2 separate regions of the Homo sapiens genome follow, and region 2 is linked to region 1. A link is a contact called in ENCODE Hi-C data. All regions are on one chromosome and are shown on one strand. Each heading gives the region's core, a stretch centred on a gene start or an enhancer-like site at or near the end of the contact. The rest is flanking DNA. Distances are from core to core; before and after follow the strand shown.

Region 1 (2,687 bases), core at 53-2,552:
TCTCACTGGCTCCGGAGAACCCGCTCGGCTTCAACCTCCTTCTAGCTGTCTTAGCCTAACCCGGGAGCAAGTCCACACGGCGGGACACACACACACACACACACACACACACACTGAGCTGCTCACAACTCCCCAGCCCCGGAAGCGTCCATACCTCCCTGCACACGATAACCACACGCTCCATGGCACGCATACACACACTCCCAGCCCCATGAAGCCCACGACTCCCAGGCACCTGCACCCCCACCCATCCCACATAAGCAGACTCTTGTCCAGTGTCACAGTCCCATCTCCTGTGCACACAGAAATAGTAATCCGCTGTCGTACACCCCTAGAGACCTGCACACTCGGGACACACGTGAAACGCCAAACCTCACATACCCACCCCCTAACACCTCACACCCACAGTGACACAAGCTCACACACTTCACACCCTCACAGGGAAGGTGGCACATGTTCACACCCTCCCCCCAACATTCGCTCACACTCTCACACACACACCTTCTCCATGTAACTGACACAGACACTCTAACACCCATCCAGACCCTCGCTCACTCACACGCAGACCCCACACCATCACACACACACGCACACACACACTTGCATCTCTAAATACACTCCCGCACCTTCTGCCCACACAGCTCCTTCCCGGACACCCTCACCCAGACACACAACAAAGACACACAATTTACACACACACACACACCCTGGCACAAATCCATGAGCGCTCTCCAAGAGGCGTCCTCCCTCCCTCATCGAGCCAACCAGCTCCACAGACCCCGGGCAGGACCGGTGCTCGTAGCCCGAGCCTCTCGGAGCGACCCCGGCCAGCGCCCTCCCCCGGCACCCCGTCCCCGCGCACGTTCACCGCTCGGCTCCCGCCAGGCGCCCGCGCACTCACCGCGCGCCAGGTCCAGGATCGCGGCGAGCAGCAGGCAGACGCAGCGGCGGAGGCTCGGGGCGGTTCGCATGGTGCCCGGGAGCTGGCGGCGGTGGCGGGGCGGCGGGGGTGGAGGCGGTGGCGGCGGGTCCCCTCGCCATGGGCTCAGACGCGCTCCTGCCTCCGGCCACTGGCCGAGGCGGTGGCGGGCAGCGCGGAGAGCCGCGGGGGCGCCCCCATGCCGCCGCGGCCAGGCAGCCCGGGCGCCCGGCTCGACTCGGCTCCGGCTCTGCGAGGCGCAGCGACCCTCGCGCTCTGGGCGTCCTCGGGGCTCGCCGCGGTTCTCGGCTCCCTAGCTGCGCGCGGTGCCCACCGCGGCCCAGAGTCCGATCGGCTGCAGCGCCGGAGTTTGGAGCCGAATCGCGCTCTCTGCCTCGCGCTCGCCTCTCCCGGCGGCGCGAGCACCCCCCTCCTCTCGCCCTCCCTCCGTCCCTCCCCCTCTCCCCGCCCCCCCGCCCTCCTTGCCCTCCCCTCGCCGCGCTCTCCGCGTATTATACAGACTTTTCTTTAATCCTTTCTGGGCTGTTCGGCTCTCGTCCGCTAAGCCGATTTATTGCAGGGAGAAGGAGAGCTCACCCCCTCCTAACCTCCCCTCTCCCCTCACTCAGGTCCCCCCTCACTCAAAACTGGCTTGCTGCCTCCAGCTTCTTAACCCTTACCCAGGTGACCCAACACCCCGCCCTGGAAGCTATGCTCCATCGGATCCGCCTTTACCTAGCCCCTCCTATCCCCGGGATTACCATCGCCCTCCCCGCTACTCAGCCTGATGAAAGGAGGCAGCCTCCCTCCCGAGAGGGAAAGATGCCATCCTGGGAGCAGGGCAGGCAGGGTGTGGCTCTGGAGTTCTGACCTTGCCAACGATGAATGCCCTCATTGGGCAAGATTAAGGGGTTTCCATGTTCTGAAACTTCCCCAATTACGGCTGCTCCTTCCCCCAGGGACCCACGGAAATGGGGTGTGTTCTGTCTTTTTCCCATGTGCTAGGATCCAGCCAGGAAGGGTGAGGAACTGATTGTTTCCTCCTGGCAGAGACCAAGTTTCCACCTTTTTGCCAGACCTGACAGCTTTTCTTCCCAGGTCCGAGAAGAACAGGTTTGGGACTTGTATGTTACCATTACTCTCCCACCAACACACACGCGAGCACACACACACACACACACACACACACACACACACCATTGAGCCTCAGCCCTGGCGGTGGACTTTGAGGCCTCCTGCGAGGATGAAGGGGAGGGGTACTCTAGCCCTTGGAGTGGACTGGGGATGTGGTTAGATGAGGAAGTTCAGGAGATAGAATTTCACCATTGGTAGGGACCCAGAAGATTGGCAAAGCCCAGAAAAACCAGCACGACCAGGGGCAAAACCTGCTCAGAACTCAGGTGGGTCCCTTTACCCAGGCCTTCTATGGAGAATCTCCAGCTTCCCTAGCTCTGGCAGGTTGCTGAGTCAGGCTGTTGCATCGTTTACCTACATGGGCAATGGGTCTATAGCCAGTTCCATCTCCAGCAGCCCTCTGAGAGGAGTGTAGGGAGTGGGGTGGGCAATGGGTGGTTGCTGGGCTGCCTCTGGGTGAGCTTTGTGCAGAGATGTCCATGAAAGTGAACTGCTCCCTCCTCCTGCCCTCTGGAACCTCACCCCATCGCCTCCCAAGGCAGCTCTGCGGCTCAGCTTGCTCACCCACCCCAGAAGGAGCGATTTGCATTTATGAAGATCTGAAAGCATACGTTCACCTGACAGGCTTTAGAAT
Region 2 (2,687 bases), core at 128-2,627, 520 kb before region 1:
AGGCGGAAAAGCAGGAGTGTTTGACTGTGGCTTCGGAAGAAATGGATAGCCGTGGTAGTTGAGGCATATAAAGTATCACCCATGGTAGGTGGTTCGAAATAAAGGACTGGAAGACCAATCCCGGGGGTGGAAAAAATAATTCAAAACAAGAGTAGAAAGCTGGCAGCCAGCGAGCCAGGAGAGCCGAGAAACTGTCAGGGAAGAAGTGTCTGGAAATAGTGGAAAGAGCTGAAATTCACCAGGACCTGATATTTACTAGGAGTCCAAATCTACCAGAATTTCAGCCCTGCGGGTAAAGACCGGCAGCTAGCGACCTGCGAAACGAAGGCCGCCGGGCAGTGAAACCCACGCAGAAGCGGACAAGTATGGGTCCCAGAAACTCCCTGGGTTCCGCGCCCGGACTGGGACCCAGAAGAGAACGGGATCCCTCTGCTATCGCCGGCGCCGCCACCGTCCCCTGGAGACCGCAGCCTCTCCAAGGACCCCGAGTTCCGGGCGGCGGAGTCGCGGCGAGGCCAGCCTGGGCGTTCTTACCTTCCAAAGGGAATCCCGTGCGGGGGTAGTTCTGCCCCGGAGCCGGCCGCATCATTCTCGGTACCGTGCCGGGAAGGGCCGCCATTCTTGCGCACGCCGGGGACGAATCCAAAGTCGGCAAAAATCGCTTCCCGTCCGCTCCCTTCACCCCTGCTGCGATCTCTTTCTTTCCGTCTTCTTCGTCTTCTTTTTTTTAACCTCTTCTCCCTCCCCTCCACACACACTCCCTACCCCCACCCCCCACCCCTGGCTGCAGTCAAACGCGTCCAGAAGCTGGGGAGGGGGGTGAGGTGGGGTGGAGGTTGGGGGGAGGGAAGGTGGCGACGACGAGGAAGTTCAAACAAACAAACACTCCAACCCCAAGTCCGCCTCTGCCGGCTGGCCTCGGCCAGAAGTTGTGCGGGCTGATGCGCCTGGCAGAACCCGGAGACCAGGCCCCGCGGCGGAGGGGGGCCGGGGGAACGCGGCCGGAATCGAGGCCGCCAGCCTCAGAGTGGCGAGCGCCGCGCTCTCGCGCTCTGGCGCTCTGGCGCTCGGGGCCAAAGTTTCCGAGCCCGGAGACTGCGGAGTGGATTTCGTTCTCGTATTTATTTATATATTTATTCTCTCGCTCTCGCTCCCTCCCTCTTCTCCACGCCTTCTTTCTCCGGACCACACTCGCTTCTCCCTCCACACCAGCTTTCACAGCCCCGTCCCCTAGGAGACCCGGGGACAGACGGAAGAAGGAGCCTCCTCGGGTTTCAGGGCTGGACGGAGGAGACAGGGGGTGACGGGGTTGGGGAAAGAGAAATGGAAAAGCGAGGGGGCGCGAGTGATCAGCTGGGTAAGTTGTGCAAAAGTGTTCACCGAAGTACGAGGAGGAGGAGGAGGAGGAGGAGGAGGAGGCAGTGAGCGCGATCTGATAGGTTCGGACTTTTCTTTTATTCATGAGGAGGGAAGGGGGCCAGGGCGCAAGGGAGCGGAGGACCAATAACGAAAAGAAATCGCCAACGAATATTTTTTTCCCTCTTTTCTAATCCCCGGCTCGACCTCGTTTTGGGGGAGAATTTGAACCGCCGTGAAAAGAGAGGGAGCCGATCCCGGCGAGTTGGGGGCTGGGGGAGAAGGGGAGGGGGCCAACTTTGTCCCAGTGCCTTCCTTTGATGAATGGGCCGGATCCGCCGAGTCCCCGGCCCCCAGGTCGCCCACGGCTGCTCTCGGAGTCCCGGCTGTATGGGAATGTCTGCCTCGGGTCCGGCGCCTCTCTGGAGTCTCGCCTTTTCTCTGGCCTCCGAGGGCCAGAGTCCGCCCTATTTCTCATCTTCTCCCTCGTCTTACACCCTCTGAAATTCCTCCAGTGAGGCTCCCCGGGAACCGGCCTAGGGTGACTTGAAGGGAGGAATTCTGACCTTTTCTGTGTAATGTCAGAGCCCCGGTGTCCGGTTCTTACTCTACCTTCCTGCCGCTCTGAGAAGCCCCCAGTAACCGTATCTGGTTCCGAGGCTTGGCAAAGTGGGTCTGCCAAGTGCTAGGCACAGGTTTCTTCCTCCCCTTCCAGTTCCGCCCCGTGCAGACGTCTCCAGCCGCCGCCGTCCTCCTCAGGCCCCCAGGCCGGGCCTATAACTCCTTTCCAGCAGGTAGTTGGGTTTACAGGGAGTTGGTGCTGGTGTGAGGATCTGGGGGCCCAAAGAGGTGGGAAATGGGAGGGAGGGAGCCCGTCAAGACTTGATACAGCTCTGAACTCACCAACTCTGAGCTCCTTGCTGGTGGGTTTGAGGGGACGCCCCAACTGAATGATCAGGAGTCAGGGTGGGGTGATCAGAGGTTCCTGAATTCTTCGCTTTCTGAAGCCAGGGTGACCAGTAGCCTCAACCTCGGGACACCGAGTCCTGGGGGCGAAACGCCCTCCCAGCGGGGCAGGACGCCACAACTGCAGGCCTTTTGTCTCCCGGGGGAAAGAGCGTCTCTGGCCCCACGCTGGAGGCAAAATACAATAAAATGAACCCAGCCCTCAATCTCACCCCCTGCCCGCCCTCTCTCGGCAGTGGGGTCAGCCTTGTCTTAGCCTGGGGCGCTCACCGCTGGCTGGCCCCAGGGTGTCCCCATCCCTCCCCTTCGCCTCACCTGTGACCTTTGCCCCTTGCAGCATGTGACAGATCTCCCTCCTCTCCCCA

What was found. A loop is a pair of places that touch in the nucleus more often than their neighbours do. Pooled maps may share reads with other maps.
Region 2: a map with no recorded cell type shows a loop between it and region 1 (6-fold over the local background). The contact joins the promoter of PAX7 here to the promoter of IGSF21 in region 1. A Hi-C loop is called at or near these places in 8 of 37 single-sample maps with no recorded cell type and 9 of 50 pooled maps.

Annotation. Positions count from the first base shown.
Region 1 is chr1:18,106,413-18,109,099 of GRCh38, reverse strand. IGSF21 (immunoglobin superfamily member 21) reads right to left here and starts at 1,302. Exons shown (of 10, transcript NM_032880.5): 1 at 902-1,302. The coding sequence starts at 971.
Region 2 is chr1:18,629,536-18,632,222 of GRCh38, reverse strand. PAX7 (paired box 7) reads right to left here and starts at 1,377. Exons shown (of 9, transcript NM_001135254.2): 1 at 535-1,377. The coding sequence starts at 619. RefSeq lists enhancers at 1-46, 1-54 and promoters at 594-870, 594-1,504, 908-1,693.